Regions from separate parts of the Homo sapiens genome. Here regions 1, 3 and 4 are each linked to region 2. A link is a contact called in ENCODE Hi-C or POLR2A ChIA-PET data. All regions are on one chromosome and are shown on one strand. The core of a region is the stretch at or near the end of the contact, and the rest is flanking DNA. Distances in the headings are between cores, read along the strand shown.

Region 1 (3,433 bases), core at 1-2,500, 650 kb before region 2:
TTTCCCTGTCTCTTTATCTGACTGCTAGGGAGGGAAAAGGACTGAAATGCCCAGCAGGTGCTCAAGAATTGCTACCATGGCCAAAAATCTCCCTCTGCTCCCATGCCCTTGCTGAGAGGCAGTTCATCTACAGCCAAAGTGAAGTGCTGCAGGGATCTATACTCAGGTCTTGGACAGGACTTGGAGATGTGATGAGTACTTACGAAATGGTACCTCGGAGCCTCTGAAGAAGGGTGGTAGGTTCCCCAGCCTCAGCACCACCTGGGGGGGCCCTTCCCCCAGTCTTGGGGCTCTTAGCATCAGGCTCATCTTCTGCCATCCCGGCATGAGGGCTAGAATTGAGAGGGACAGGCATAAAGATGTAACTCACACTGGCCTTCCCTTCCCCAGAAGGCCCCAGGGCACTCCTCATCTCTTTACCCAGAAAGGCAGAGAAACAGAAACAAAGCCTCCGAATTTCCCCGGTGGTCTTTTTCTCACCACTTGCCTTCTCCGAAAATTAGAAATTATTCCATTACTTCGCCAGGCCCATATATGCCCAAAGAGATCTTTGCCATCTCCATTCTATCTGCCCCACCTTTCTGAAGTCTCCTAAATCTGGAAAACTGTAAAGGAAGAGATAGGGGGATTGGGAATCCATGTTAGCAAGAAATTTTCATTTCTGCCTCTGACCCCATACTGCCCTCCTCCCCCTCAAAAACAACAATAACAGCCACAAAACAAAGTTCTCTAATTCTCAAAAATACTCCTCACCATTGCATATGCCTGGGAGGTCAGAAAGGATACGAACATATTCTGCCCTTCTAGGCTTGGAAAAAAAACTGGGCCCAAGTTCTCATTACTTAATCTCGCCACGACTTCCCCCGCTGCTCCCCCTCCCCACGTCGCCGGCCCCTACGTCATCTCCCACAACAGCCCATCCTGAGGCGCGCCCCCACCTCCTTCCCTTCCCCCTCCATTCAATCCCCGGTTTCTGCAAAGTGGAGCGGGGGTGGGGCGGGGTAGCGGAACTCATGCGCTGGGCGTCAGAAACCCGGCAGGGGAATGGGGTCCCAGATTCCGGGCACGTGCACATGGGTGAAGAAGCTGTTGAAAATACAGCTACAATCTTTTTCTGCTCTCCTCCCAACTCATCTTGCCCCTCCCTACCTCTGAACAGTCGCCTTCCAACACAAGCAACAATAAAGGTAAGGGAGAAAGAGAAACTACCTCGTAGCCACCTTCACTCCAGCCCAGCCCCAAGGTCCTGGCCCAGCCGGCTCGTGCGTTGCTTTATTTTCCTTTTTCTGAATGGTTGTAACAGCCGCGATCTGCCTAGATACACGGGCGGCCTGCTCTGTCATTGGTCACTGCTGCCACCCGGAGACAGAAGGCGCCGGGCTCGTACCGGCGGCCGCTGAAGTCTGCCTGGTAACAGAATCTGATTGGTCAATAGGGGAGGGAAAATCCAAAGTTGGTCTTATTTGAGTCAAGAGGGGGAAGTCCGGGTTGGGTTTCGGTTAAAACTGGGGTCGGTTGGGACTGCAGGTCCCAAGAGGTTCTTCTCTTAAAGGGACCGCAGGATGAAAGAACGGGCGCTCGGCTCCCTTTGGAACTGTCTTTTCTTTTGCCCTCCCCTTTTGTGTTTCAGTTTAGTCTACGGTCCTCAGAGCTGCCGGAAGAGAAGAATCAATGGATGATAAAATAACTAGACAATGATGGGTAGGAGTGATGGAAGTTCACTGTAAGCTCCTATAACCCCCCATCACCATCACCACATGCCTAATACAACCTGCAGACACACTTACTCGCAACAGACCTGCAATCTGGGCTCTCTTTTCCTTCTTGATGGAGGCCTCAAAACCTCAGCAGTTGTACCCATTAAACTAAAATGCTTTTTCCCTCTTAGTATTTCTTGGTTTCCCGTGTGTACTTTACTTCCAAAGAGTTGCAAATGCATTTGCATCCCCATAGTTCTGCAGTCGGTGAACCCTGGAATTTTGATGGACTCCCACGGGGGTGCTGGATGCCACAGGAACTTTTTACACTCAGGGAACATTGTACTGAATAGGTCATGGGTTCTTAACCCTCTTACTTAAGACATTTTAAGGTTATGAATCAGACAAAAGCAATGGACCCTCTACCATGAAAAATGCACACAGAGACCAAGTTTTGCATCTAATTTCAGAGAGGTCATGGACTCCAGGTTGAAAGCCTCTTACATGGATGTATTTTGTTTTGCGCAGCGGTCATGTTACAACCAAAACTGTATTTGCCATCCTGACATCTAATATGTTCTCCAGGCTCATCATTAATGTGCTTTTGTAAAGAAGACAGTAGTGCTGCCTGAGCTCATCACCATTGCCCTTTACAGCCTACCTTTCCCTATTATCAGCTTCTATGAGTGCTGGGGGAACCCAGGAGATTGTGGAGTTGGGGCAATAAGGATATATTGGCAAGAGGTTTTCTTTTTTCTTTCTTTCTTTCTTTTTTTTTTTTCTTTGAGACGGAGTCTCGCTCTGTTGCCCAGGCTGGAGTGCAATGGCACGATCTTGGCTCACTGCAACCTCCGCCTCCTGGGTTCAAGCGATTCTCCTGCCTCACCCTCCCGAGTAACTGGGTTTACAGACGTGCATCACCACGCCCAGATAATTTTTGTGTTTTTAGTAGAGACGGAGTTTCACCATGTTGGTCAGGCTGGTCTCAAACTCCTGACTTCAGGTGATCCACCTGCCTTGGCCTCCCAAAGTGCTGGGATTACAGGTGTGAGCCACTGCACCTGGCCAGGTTTTCTAATAACAGCTAAAATTTATTTGGTGTTTATTAGGCCAGGCGCGGTGGCTCACGCCTGTAATCCCAAAACTTTGGGAGGCTGAGGTGGGCGGATCACCTAAGGTTGGGAGTTCGAGACCAGCTTGACCAACATGAAGAAACCCCGTCTCTACTAAAAATACAAGATTAGCCGGGCGTGGTGGCGCATGCCTGTAATCCCAGCTACTCGGGAGGCTGAGGCAGGAGAATCACTTGAACTGGGGAGGCGGAGGATTGTGCCATTACACTACAGCCTGGCAACAAGAGCGAAACTCCGTCTCAAACAAAAACAAACAAAAATTTATTTGGTGTTTATTAGGTATCAGACACCATACCAAATGCTAAACACCTCGTGTAATGCTCACAGCAACTCTCTGAAGTAGGTACTGTTACTGTCTCCATTTTACAGATGAGGAAACCAATGTGGAGAGGTGAAGGGACTTGTCCTTAGTCATATATGTAGAAAGTGCTAGAATCAGGATCCAAAGGCAGGCAGTCTGCCTCAAAGCTGATTGTTTTGAGCACTGCCTTAGACTGCATGTATACATATTTGCAGATACTCATAAATAAATATGGGTATAACGGGCTGGACATGATGGCTCATGCCTATAATCTCAATACTTTGGGAGGCAAAGGCAAGAGG
Region 2 (3,447 bases), core at 620-3,119:
AAAATTGTAAGAACCTAGATAAGAAACTCCAAATGGTGGATCAAGGGCCACAGTGAAGAAACTATCCTCTGGCTGTGAAGGAACAAATACACCATTTGGAAGGGATGATTAAAGAGAAACTGGATAGGAATCTGTGGGGGCAGGGCCGATGAAGAAACTTCCAATAAGTTATATGAACTCATTCCCACTCCAACCCCTGGCATTATCTTTTGCAATTTGCTGAAACATGTTGGAGGCAAAGATCACCGACTGGGTGTTTCCATGAGCCTGGCCTCACCTAAAACGCACAACATAAAACTCCATTCCTGGAGACTGAAACTCAAGCTTCTGGGGAAAAATATCCGCAACAACTGCAAACCTCTTAGCGGGAAAAGCTACCTCCCAAGTAAGGCTGAGGCAGGCTGCCAGGCGCATACTGGCCGATAACGAAAAGCGGTCTCGCCAAGGCCCTGCAGATCTAATTACTGCCCTCACCGGCAGTTCAGTCGAGAAACCTCTCCTGCAGACTGGCAGCCAGACCAGGTGTGACTCACTTCCTCTTGGAAAATGCCCTCTGAGATGGCACAGTTCTCCTTTTCCTTCAGGGAGTGTTCTGTCCAAACCATCCACCGAGAGTATCTGCAACCGGCCACACCCACATGGTCTCACAGCTGAGTCACAGGCCTCAGACCACTGGGAGAATCCTGGAGCCCTTTGTGCTAACCACGCCCTGCAGAAGCTCCCGCAGAGACGGAACTGGGTGGGGGCAGAAAACGGGGTGGGCTTAATGCATCCCAGAATCTGGCTTAGGGCTCCCCTGTGCTGGCCTGGCTTGGAGCGCTCTGCATTCCACCCCAGCCAACAAGGCAGAGCTCCTGGTTTCACTTAGGCAGAGCTGGACTGAGGCTGGACAGGCAGCAGTGTCCACGGCTAGGGGCAGCGCCATTCCTTCGGCCAAAGCACAGGTGGTGAACCAAGTACCAAAGGCACGTCTGTCTGTTTCACTGCACCGGGCCAAATTAATCTATGATTGGAAGATCCTTCATCAAGCCTGCTCTTCCTCCATCTCTTTCTGGTTCCACTTATTAAGACAGCAAGGGAACCCTTTCAGTAGAGAAACCACGTCACACAGGGCCCTCTCCCACAAACCCCAGCCAAACTGCTGTAGAAAGAAAACAAGTGGACCTCCCTCCCTCAGCAGGAAGACCCTTTCCGTCGAGCAGACAACAGGAAGCCCCGACCAGAAACGCCTGTTTGGCCGACGGACTAAGGGTTACGGAAGGGACGCCCCAGCTGCCTACTCGTCCTACCCGCGCCTACTTGGGCGGTACAGCCGGGAGCAGGCTACGAACATGCAGACCCGGCCTGCGAGCGGAACCCACCAAGAAACACGCCAGCCAGGGCAGGGGCGTGTAGGAGGGATTCGGTAACCCGAGAGACGAGTGGGAAAGTAGGAAAGGTGGGAGTAAAGCAACGCAAACATAAAGGGAGGAGGGAAGAGGTTCAGGCGCACCAATACCACGGTCCCCTCCTAAAGAACAAGTGCCCCCTCCTCTGGTCCGCGTGGGTCTGGGGGCGGCCGCGCCCGGGCCGGGGAGGGGCGCTGCTGGCCTCGTTTGGGTGTGGCCCGGAGCACTGAGCAGCGGATTCCCCACCAGCCGCTCCCCGCCCAGCCCCGCGGTGCTCCGGACGCCCCGCGAAGCCGGGTGCAGGGTTTTCCCCGGGCAGCAGGTCCGGGCCTGGGGACTACCCAGGAGGGGCGCGTGGGCCGGGCGGAGCTCACCTTGGCCGAGGCGCGGCGGACGCTGGGCGAGCTGGGCGAGCTGGACGCGGGGCGGAGAGGCGAGCGCGGCGGGCTGTGCGCCTTCCTTAGTACGTGCGGCGGGTGGGTAGAGGGAGGCGGCGCGGGAGCGGGAGGAGCCTGGCGGGCGCTCGGCAGGGCGCTCCCCCAGCCCTGTCTCCTCCCCCTCTTCCTGCCCCCGACTCCCCCGACCCCGGGCGCGCGGCCCACGCCCTGCCCTCGCTCCCGGACCCGCCTCGCAGAGGCCTCGCCCGCCCCAGACAGAGCGTTCTTGTAAACTTCTCTTCAGTAGAAACGGTCCTGCTCTCGAATATTTCAGGGCATCCCCACCCTGAGCCTGCCCTTCCTCTCGGGTTTGGTTTTAGAAAGTGTACAAATCAAAGAACCCGGCCGTCCTGCGGGTGGGGCACGCTGGCGCAGAACCAGAGGTAACCGGCTCTGCGGCCACCTACGGGTCTAGGAATTACTTGCTGGATGACCCTGCAGGGAGTGGCACGTGGAGTCCTATCGACCTCAGAGGCACTATCAGATTAGCCCTAGGAGGTCCGTCTGGGGGTCTCGGCGGCCTGCGCCAGTGGAGGGGCGGCACCTCCCCAGAAGCCGGGCTTCCCGCCCCACCGGCCCGCGAGGTGCCGCAGGGAGGGTGCGGTTTGGCTTGTCAGCACCCAGGGGCGTCACAAACCCTTTGTTGAACAGGGGATTTACCCCTTTGTGTGGCGTCACTTGATCAATAGTTCAGTTTCAGTGTGGCTAATAGTGTTAAAAACTGGCCGGGCGCGGTGGCTCACGCCTGTAATCCCAACACTTTGGGAGGCCGAGGCGGGCGGATCACCTCAGGTCAGGAGTTCAACACCAGCTTAGCCAACATGGTGAAACCTTGTCTCTACTGATACAAAAATTAGCCGGGAGTGGTGATGCGCGCCTGTAATCCCAGGAGACTGAGGCATGAGAATCGCTTGAACCTGGGAGACAGAGGTTGCAGTGAGCCGAGATCGCACCACTGCACTCCAGCCTGGGTGACAGAGTGAGACTCTGTCTCAAAAAAAAAAAAAAAAAAGAAAAAAGAAAAAAAGAAAAGAAAAAGGTTAAAAACTAAGTTTCCAAGGCAGTATGCTGTGGTCCTTGAAAAGTCCTTTAGAAGAATTTTCTGGAATAAATTTAGAGAAAACCTAAGTGTTTCCTAGGGGATGCTTACCAACTCCTCGCCCCTCCCCCGCCCGCCCTCTTTTATTTTAATTGTGACTCAGGGTTAAATACAAACTACTAGCAGCTGTTGGTGGAAAAGAGCCCAATCCCAAACTCTGGGGTTTTCCTTTGTTCCCAAGGGAGGCCTTGGGAGGAATGAATGATCCTAAAGGAATGAGCAGACCTGGGGAATCCTCCAAGTGCCACCTCTGACTAATATTGGCTGTTGCCAGGAAAACCCAACTTGGATTTCAGCTATTACTTTCCGTGCAACCCTGGTGCTGACTATTCAAGGGGACAGCTCTTCAAGATCTTCCTGTATACAGTACTTCCCAGTCCCCAGGTCACAGTCACCAGTGGAGGAAATCTCGGATCCCTTTTGTTGCAGGGATTGCAATGCGACTGGGTTTAGAATGGGAATGCCTGGGTTTGCGTACCCCTACTCATCTGATTTCTTCATCTGGTCCACAGACCTTAGGAGT
Region 3 (3,034 bases), core at 410-2,909, 590 kb before region 2:
GGATGGAATCCTAACTTCCATAAATGCCAGCTAGCAGACATCATTGACCTAAGCACATTTACATTGACTAATTCTGTAAATGTTCACTTCCCTGACTCTACTGACCCTCTGTCTCACTGTCCCCTAACCTCATTTTCCCTATAAAATACCCATTACTTGCATACAAATTGCAGTTGAGTTCAGTTCATGCTGAACTGTTTTTCCTTATTGTAGTAGTTATTACTGATTGAAATCTGTCCTTTCCACTTTAGTGTCCGGCTTTGTTTATCTTTGACAAAATTCACCAGTTTGATTCAAGACAGTTTCCAGCCCCTGCTATGGAGTTACACTGAGAAGGAAACCCCTGGAATTTAGTTTCACCCCTACACTTCCAATGGAATTTTTCTGTTTCTTTAGAGGTGGGCAAGGGCCCTTGACAATAAGGAAACTTTCAGACTTGTCTAAGGTCCCACAGAGAGTGCTTGATCCACCTGAGCTATCACACCCCACAGGGTATACACAAGTGTATTCTTTTTTTTTTTTTTTTTTTTTTTTTTTTTGTGACAGGGTCTCGCTCTGTTGCCCAGGCTGGAGTGCAGTGGCGCCACCTTGGCTCACTGCAACCTCCCTCGGGTTCAGGCGATTCTCCCACCTCACCCTCCCAAGTAGCTGGAATTACAGGCCTGGCTAATTTTTTGTTTTGTTTTGTTTTGTAGAGGTGAGGTCTCACCATGTTGCCAAGGCTGGTCTTGAATTCCTGGGTTCAAGTGATCCTCCCGTCTTGGCCTCCCAAAGTTCTGGGATTACAGGCATGAGCCACCGCACCCGGCCCTGATTCCTTTTTTTATTCTAGCTTCAAGATTCAGTTCTACCGTTATCGGCTGTGTGACTGGGTAAATCACTACACCGCAAGCCTCGGTTTCCTATTTACCAAATGGGTCGAATAATGCCTGCCACATGGGGCTGCTCTGAGGAGTACAGATGTAAGAGATCCTGTGTTCACTGATATTTTCATGTGGGCTTTTTGATAATGATACAAAAGGAACATGAGAACTGTGACTTCTAGGCCGGGCGAGGCGGCTTACTCCTGTAATCCCAGCACTTTGGGAGTCCGAGGCAGGCGGATCACCTGAGATCCGGAGTTCGAGACCAGCCTGGCCAACATGGTGAAACCCCATCTCTAGCAAAAATACAAAAAATTAGCCAGGCGTGGTGGCAGGCGCCTGTAATCCCAGCTACTCGGGAGGCTAAGGCACGAGAATCGCTTGAATCTGGGAGGCGGAGGTTGCAGTGAGCCGAGATCGCGCCACTGCATTCCAGCCTGGGGGCCAGAGCGAGACTCCGTCTCAAAAAAATAAAAAATAAAATAAAAAATTGTGACGTCTCACTCAGGATCAGCGTCTTTAAGTGGCCACCTCCCCACCCCACCTTCATGCCTCCCTCCTCCTTGAATCGTGTGTTAGAACGCTGTGATCTGGTCCAAACTCCACGGAGATGCGATGCGATGCGAAGCGATGTTGGGCAATTTCAACTCCCTGTCTCGGTCGCCACCTAGGATTACTGCATGTTCAGCTACGACCTCATCAACATGGCTGCTGGAAGTCGTCTACAGGAAAAAGAAAGAAATGACACTGAAGGATCACTTCCGCTTCCGTTGGCGCAAGCGCTTTCATTTTTTCTGCTACCGTGACTAAGATGGAAGCGTTTTTGGGGTCGCGGTCCGGACTTTGGGCGGGGGGTCCGGCCCCAGGACAGTTTTACCGCATTCCGTCCACTCCCGATTCCTTCATGGATCCGGCGTCTGCACTTTACAGAGGTCCAATCACGCGGACCCAGTAAGTTCTCGGCGCTTTCGTTTGCGTAGCGGGAGGGACCGTGGGGCCTGGTGCTGCCGGCTGGTTTTGAGAGCCCGGGAAGGTGAGGCGGGGACCCCGGGGGCGCGCGAACGGCAGGGGAGCTCAGGGCGCGGAGTCCTGGAGAATGCAGAATAATTGGAAGGAATTATAGAAAATCAGAAGCGCAGCTCAGTGCGCGGAAAGAGGGCGCAGTCCATCCCCCCTCTCAGCTCCCACCGTTCTCACTCTTTAGGAACCCCATGGTGACCGGGACCTCAGTCCTCGGCGTTAAGTTCGAGGGCGGAGTGGTGATTGCCGCAGACATGCTGGGATCCTACGGCTCCTTGGCTCGTTTCCGCAACATCTCTCGCATTATGCGAGTCAACAACAGTACCATGCTGGGTGCCTCTGGCGACTACGCTGATTTCCAGTATTTGAAGCAAGTTCTCGGCCAGATGGTGTAAGTCATCCAGAGAACAGGAGAGTGGTTCCCAAGTAGAGAGGGGAGTCCCCTGTTTTTTATTCCCTTCGATGGGATGGGGGGACTTGTTGCAGCGGGGGACTGGAAGAGTTGTTGGAGGTGGGCGATCTGTGTTTGCAATAAAGTTTTTGGCATTAGGTGTAAAATGGGGGAAGGTGTGGTAACTTCTTTTGGGGATGGGTGGAGACCCCGACTTAATTCTCTCCCTTTTCTCACAACCAATTCCTTTTAAGGATTGATGAGGAGCTTCTGGGAGATGGACACAGCTATAGTCCTAGAGCTATTCATTCATGGCTGACCAGGGCCATGTACAGCCGGCGCTCGAAGATGAACCCTTTGTGGAACACCATGGTCATCGGAGGCTATGCTGATGGAGAGAGGTTCATATGAATACAAATAACTTATTTCCTTTACCACCCAACCTAGTACCTGTGTAGTATCTCTTCTGTCTCTTCTCCCCAAGTGAATCCCACTTTAACTCAGACCCCATGGTCCCCTTCTTCAGCTAAGATGAATCTAAGGTGAAATGAGTTTTGACCCATTGTGTCCTGTTAGCTTCCTCGGTTATGTGGACATGCTTGGTGTAGCCTATGAAGCCCCTTCGCTGGCCACTGGTTATGGTGCATACTTGGCTCAGGTAAGTAGTAAGTCTAGAGGTGGGGGAAAGGGAAGACAAAAGGAAATGGATTAGTGGTTGTCTGCTTTTCTCCTGAAATTCTGATATGAGGGATGGGCTGGG
Region 4 (3,288 bases), core at 719-3,218, 920 kb before region 2:
CAGGCTGGTCTCTAACTCCTGACCTCAGGTGATCTGCCCGCCTTAGCCTCTCAAAGTGCTGAGATTACAGGCGTGAGCCACTGAGCCCGGCCTCATTTTATCTTTCTATAATAATATTCAACTTAGAGGAAGAATGATTTGAGTAGCATTTAGACATTAGATGGTGAACTTCGCATTGAACAGATAATGAAAGGGCAAAATCAACTTAAAATTAGAAAAGTAGTTAGGGAGACAGGTACAACCACTCTTCTGCTTGCCCACTGACTACCAACATTATATTTCAGGTAATAATTCTCCTAGGTGCCTAAGAAGATAAACGAATTCACTCAAATATGTTATCTGCTTAACTTCTGGTTTTTGTGTGCCTGCTATAGGAAAGCACTGAGCCAAACAGAATGTAAACGGGAATGAGACAAGACTCCAACTCTCAAAAGAGAAACTGTAAATACCAATATGGATAGGACAGAATTGGGCAGTGTACTATAAATAAGGATGACACTATACCCTAAATAAGGATGATCTAGAGAAGTCCCCAGGTGGGAGAAAAAAAGACAAATCCTCCCTCTAGGCCATGAAAAGCCCACATCTAAAGACGGTCCCAGTCTAACGAAGAATGGGGCCAGGAAGGATAAGTAGTGCGTCCTTTTCTATTTTTACTGAGTTTTGAAGGGCCCCTTCAGAGTCCTTCAGCCATGGCAATTGGTGGGTGGAGACAGGGATCAACTGTTTGGTAAATAAAGTGACTAAATGGATTTGCAAACTCATGCTCCATCCTCTTGCAGGCCTCCAAAAAGAAATGACTCAGGCCGGGCGCGGTGGCTCACGCCTGTAATCCCAGCACTTCGGGAGGCCGAGGCGGGCCAATCACTTGAGGTCAGGAGTTCGAGACCAGCCTGGCCAACATGGTAAAATAAAACCCCATCTCTACTAAAAATACAAAAATTAGCCCAGCGTGGTGGCGGACGCCTGTAATCCCAGCTGCTGGGGAGGCTGAGGCAGGACAATCACTTGAACCCGGGAGGCAGAGGTTGCAGCGAACCGAGGTCACGCCACTGCACTTCAGCCTGGGCGACGGACGAAGCGAGACTCCGTCTCAAAAAAAAAAGGCCGCGCGCGGTGGGTCACGCCTGTAATCCCAGCACTTTGGGAGGCCGAGGCGGGTGGATCACGATGTCAGGAGATCGAGACCATCCTAGCTAACACGGTGAAACCCCGTCTCCACTAAAAATACAAAAAAATCTCCGGGCGTGGTGGCGGGCGCCTGCAGTCCCAGCTACTCCGGAGGCTGAGGCAGGAGAATGGCGTGAGCCCGGGAGACGGAGCATGCAGCGAGCCGAGATCGAGCCACTGCACTCCAGCCTGGGCGACAGAGCGAGACTCCGTCTCAAAAAAAAAAAAGAAAGAAAGAAAAGAAATGACTCAGTTATTTGTTTCACTGTTCTCACTGACAGCTTGGCTCTGGGGTCCTTACATTCGGCCTGTAACTGGAAAAATGTGTCCATCAGGCACCAGAACCCAATGCACAAAGCCAGGAACGTCCCAAACAGCTGCAGCCGAGGTTGGGATAAGGAAACGAGGCTTTCCTGTCAAACTAAACCTGGCCGCCCCGGACCCCGAAGAAGCAGCCAAGAGTTAAGACGCAATCTGCATGACTGACGCACGCTCCGAGTCTCCCTCAGCAGTTCGCCAGGTTCTTGGCGCCAACACCAGACCTAGGATCCGTCCCCTGCTGGAACTATTCAGACGCGCAAGATACGTAACCAGCAGTCCTCCGCCCCGTTAAATAGTCCTGCCTAGCATGCCTCGGTGACGCACTTTTCCACCTCAGAAGTGCCTCAGCAGAAAGGCGATGAACCTCGGGGGTGCATCATCTTTCTGTTAGAATGGGAGCATGAGTTTTCTGATCATTTTCCCTTCACAGATTCCTCCGCCAGAAATCTTACTCGCGGCGCCTTCATTTCCGGGTCCGCCATTTTGTTGCCTCTGTTTCTCCACGAGGGGGGGTTAAAGGCCCCCAAAACATGCACACATGAAAAGGGCAAAAAGTAACCGTCCTTGACAGGGAGTCTTAACTAGAGAAGGAAACGGGACTAAACTGGCGGGCTCCGTGGAAGCGTGGCCGGCAGCGTCCCGGACGAGGAGGTGAGGAGGAAAGAAGAGATGTGTGGACTCCGGGGGGCGTCAGGGCTGGAAAGGAAAGTGCCGTGAGAAGTCACACCGCTTCCCAGCCCAGCCTCGGACTTCTGGGTGCAGACCTCGCGGCTCCCCGTCACTGAAGCGGGGGCAGCGGCGGGAGGGGGACGGGGAGGAAGGGGATGCTGTCGGGAGGAAGGGGAGGGGACTGGAAGGAGGTGAAGAAGGGGGTGGGTGTAAGACCTGGGGCTGGGGAGCTGGACCAAGGGAAGCCCAGGCCGCGGAGGTGACCACTAGGGGGCGGCGCGGAGCCGGGGCCGAGGCCTGTCGCCGAGGCTGAGTTTGGCCCCCTGCCCCAAATTGGTTCCCATCTTTCAGACAGACATTGGTGTGAGGAACTGTAGGGTTTATGATAGAGAGGGAAACGGCGACTCTCATTATCTGACCCAAATAATGACCTGAAAGATTACTAGTGAACTCGGTAATCTGAATGAGAGCAGTACGGGCCCCGCCTCTGCTTTTTTGCTCTTTTTTTTTTTTTTTTCAAAACTGAGTCTTGCTCTGTCACCCAGGCTGGAGTGCAGTGGCGCGATTTCGGCTCACTGCAACCTGCAGCTCACTGCAACCTCCGCTTCCCGGGTTCAAGCGATTCTCCTGCCTCAGCCTCCCGAGTAGCTGGGATTACAGGCGTGCGCCACCATGCATGGCTAATTTTTGTATATTTTTAATAGAGACGGGGTTTCACCATGTTAGCCAGGCTGGTCTCGAACTCCTGACCTTAGGGGATCCCCCCGCCTTGGCCTTCCAAAGTGCTGGGATTGCAGGCGTGAGCCACGGCTCCCGGCCTCGCCTCTGCTTCTTTCACAGTTGTTTGTACAGCTGGCCGCCCAGTGGGGACTTGAGCAATACTAAAAGAACCATAGATTCTTCCATTGCAATTCTTTCCGTTGGCTGTCTCCTGTTTTCACATACTTCCTTGAGCCAGAGGTCATCCCATTCCTCTCCCTTTTCCCAAAAGGGCTTTCTCTCTAGGGGGTCCCCCCCAACCCAACGTCTTTGGAAAAGGACAGTCTATGGCTTACTATCAACGATGTAACAAAATTTTGGCCATCCAAGACCATATTTTCATCTAATCACTTGGTCCACCCAATCCAG

Evidence for each region. Hi-C counts contacts between places; a loop is a spot of excess contacts on that map. ChIA-PET counts read pairs that join two places held with the same protein, here RNA polymerase II (POLR2A). Pooled maps may share reads with other maps.
Region 1: a loop to region 2 is called in a pooled map, with 5 times the contacts of the local background. The contact joins the promoter of RFX5 here to the promoter of S100A10 in region 2. A Hi-C loop is called at or near these places in 4 of 50 pooled maps. POLR2A ChIA-PET finds 5 or more read pairs at or near these places in 2 of 52 experiments (CD8-positive, alpha-beta T cell and PC-9).
Region 3: a loop to region 2 is called in a pooled map, with 6 times the contacts of the local background. The contact joins the promoter of PSMB4 here to the promoter of S100A10 in region 2. A Hi-C loop is called at or near these places in 3 of 50 pooled maps. POLR2A ChIA-PET finds 5 or more read pairs at or near these places in 2 of 52 experiments (HCT116 and naive thymus-derived CD4-positive, alpha-beta T cell).
Region 4: a pooled map shows a loop between it and region 2 (3-fold over the local background). The contact joins the promoter of GABPB2 here to the promoter of S100A10 in region 2. A Hi-C loop is called at or near these places in 1 of 50 pooled maps. POLR2A ChIA-PET finds 5 or more read pairs at or near these places in 2 of 52 experiments (OCI-LY7 and T-cell).

The regions. Positions count from the first base shown.
Region 1 is chr1:151,346,002-151,349,434 of GRCh38, forward strand. It overlaps RFX5 (regulatory factor X5), which reads right to left and starts at 1,251. Exons shown (of 11, transcript NM_001025603.2): 1 at 1,210-1,251; 2 at 488-605; 3 at 204-332. The coding sequence starts at 319. It overlaps RFX5-AS1 (RFX5 antisense RNA 1), which reads left to right and starts at 1,009. Exons shown (of 2, transcript NR_131972.1): 1 at 1,009-1,187; 2 at 1,631-1,890. RefSeq lists enhancers at 84-173, 513-1,712, 767-1,349, 1,316-1,665.
Region 2 is chr1:151,991,990-151,995,436 of GRCh38, forward strand. S100A10 (S100 calcium binding protein A10) reads right to left here and starts at 1,870. Exons shown (of 3, transcript NM_002966.3): 1 at 1,763-1,870. RefSeq lists an enhancer at 1-1,109 and silencers at 1,678-1,977, 1,988-2,037, 2,168-2,297.
Region 3 is chr1:151,397,914-151,400,947 of GRCh38, forward strand. It overlaps PSMB4 (proteasome 20S subunit beta 4), which reads left to right and starts at 1,660. Exons shown (of 7, transcript NM_002796.3): 1 at 1,660-1,814; 2 at 2,068-2,274; 3 at 2,529-2,675; 4 at 2,851-2,932. The coding sequence starts at 1,675. RefSeq lists enhancers at 1,017-1,739, 1,340-1,389, 1,740-2,461 and a silencer at 2,230-2,387.
Region 4 is chr1:151,068,793-151,072,080 of GRCh38, forward strand. GABPB2 (GA binding protein transcription factor subunit beta 2) reads left to right here and starts at 1,969. Exons shown (of 9, transcript NM_144618.3): 1 at 1,969-2,142. It overlaps MLLT11 (MLLT11 transcription factor 7 cofactor), which reads left to right. Exons shown (of 2, transcript NM_006818.4): 2 at 1-752. RefSeq lists enhancers at 1,484-2,418, 1,842-2,051, 2,419-3,288 and silencers at 2,252-2,331, 2,362-2,521.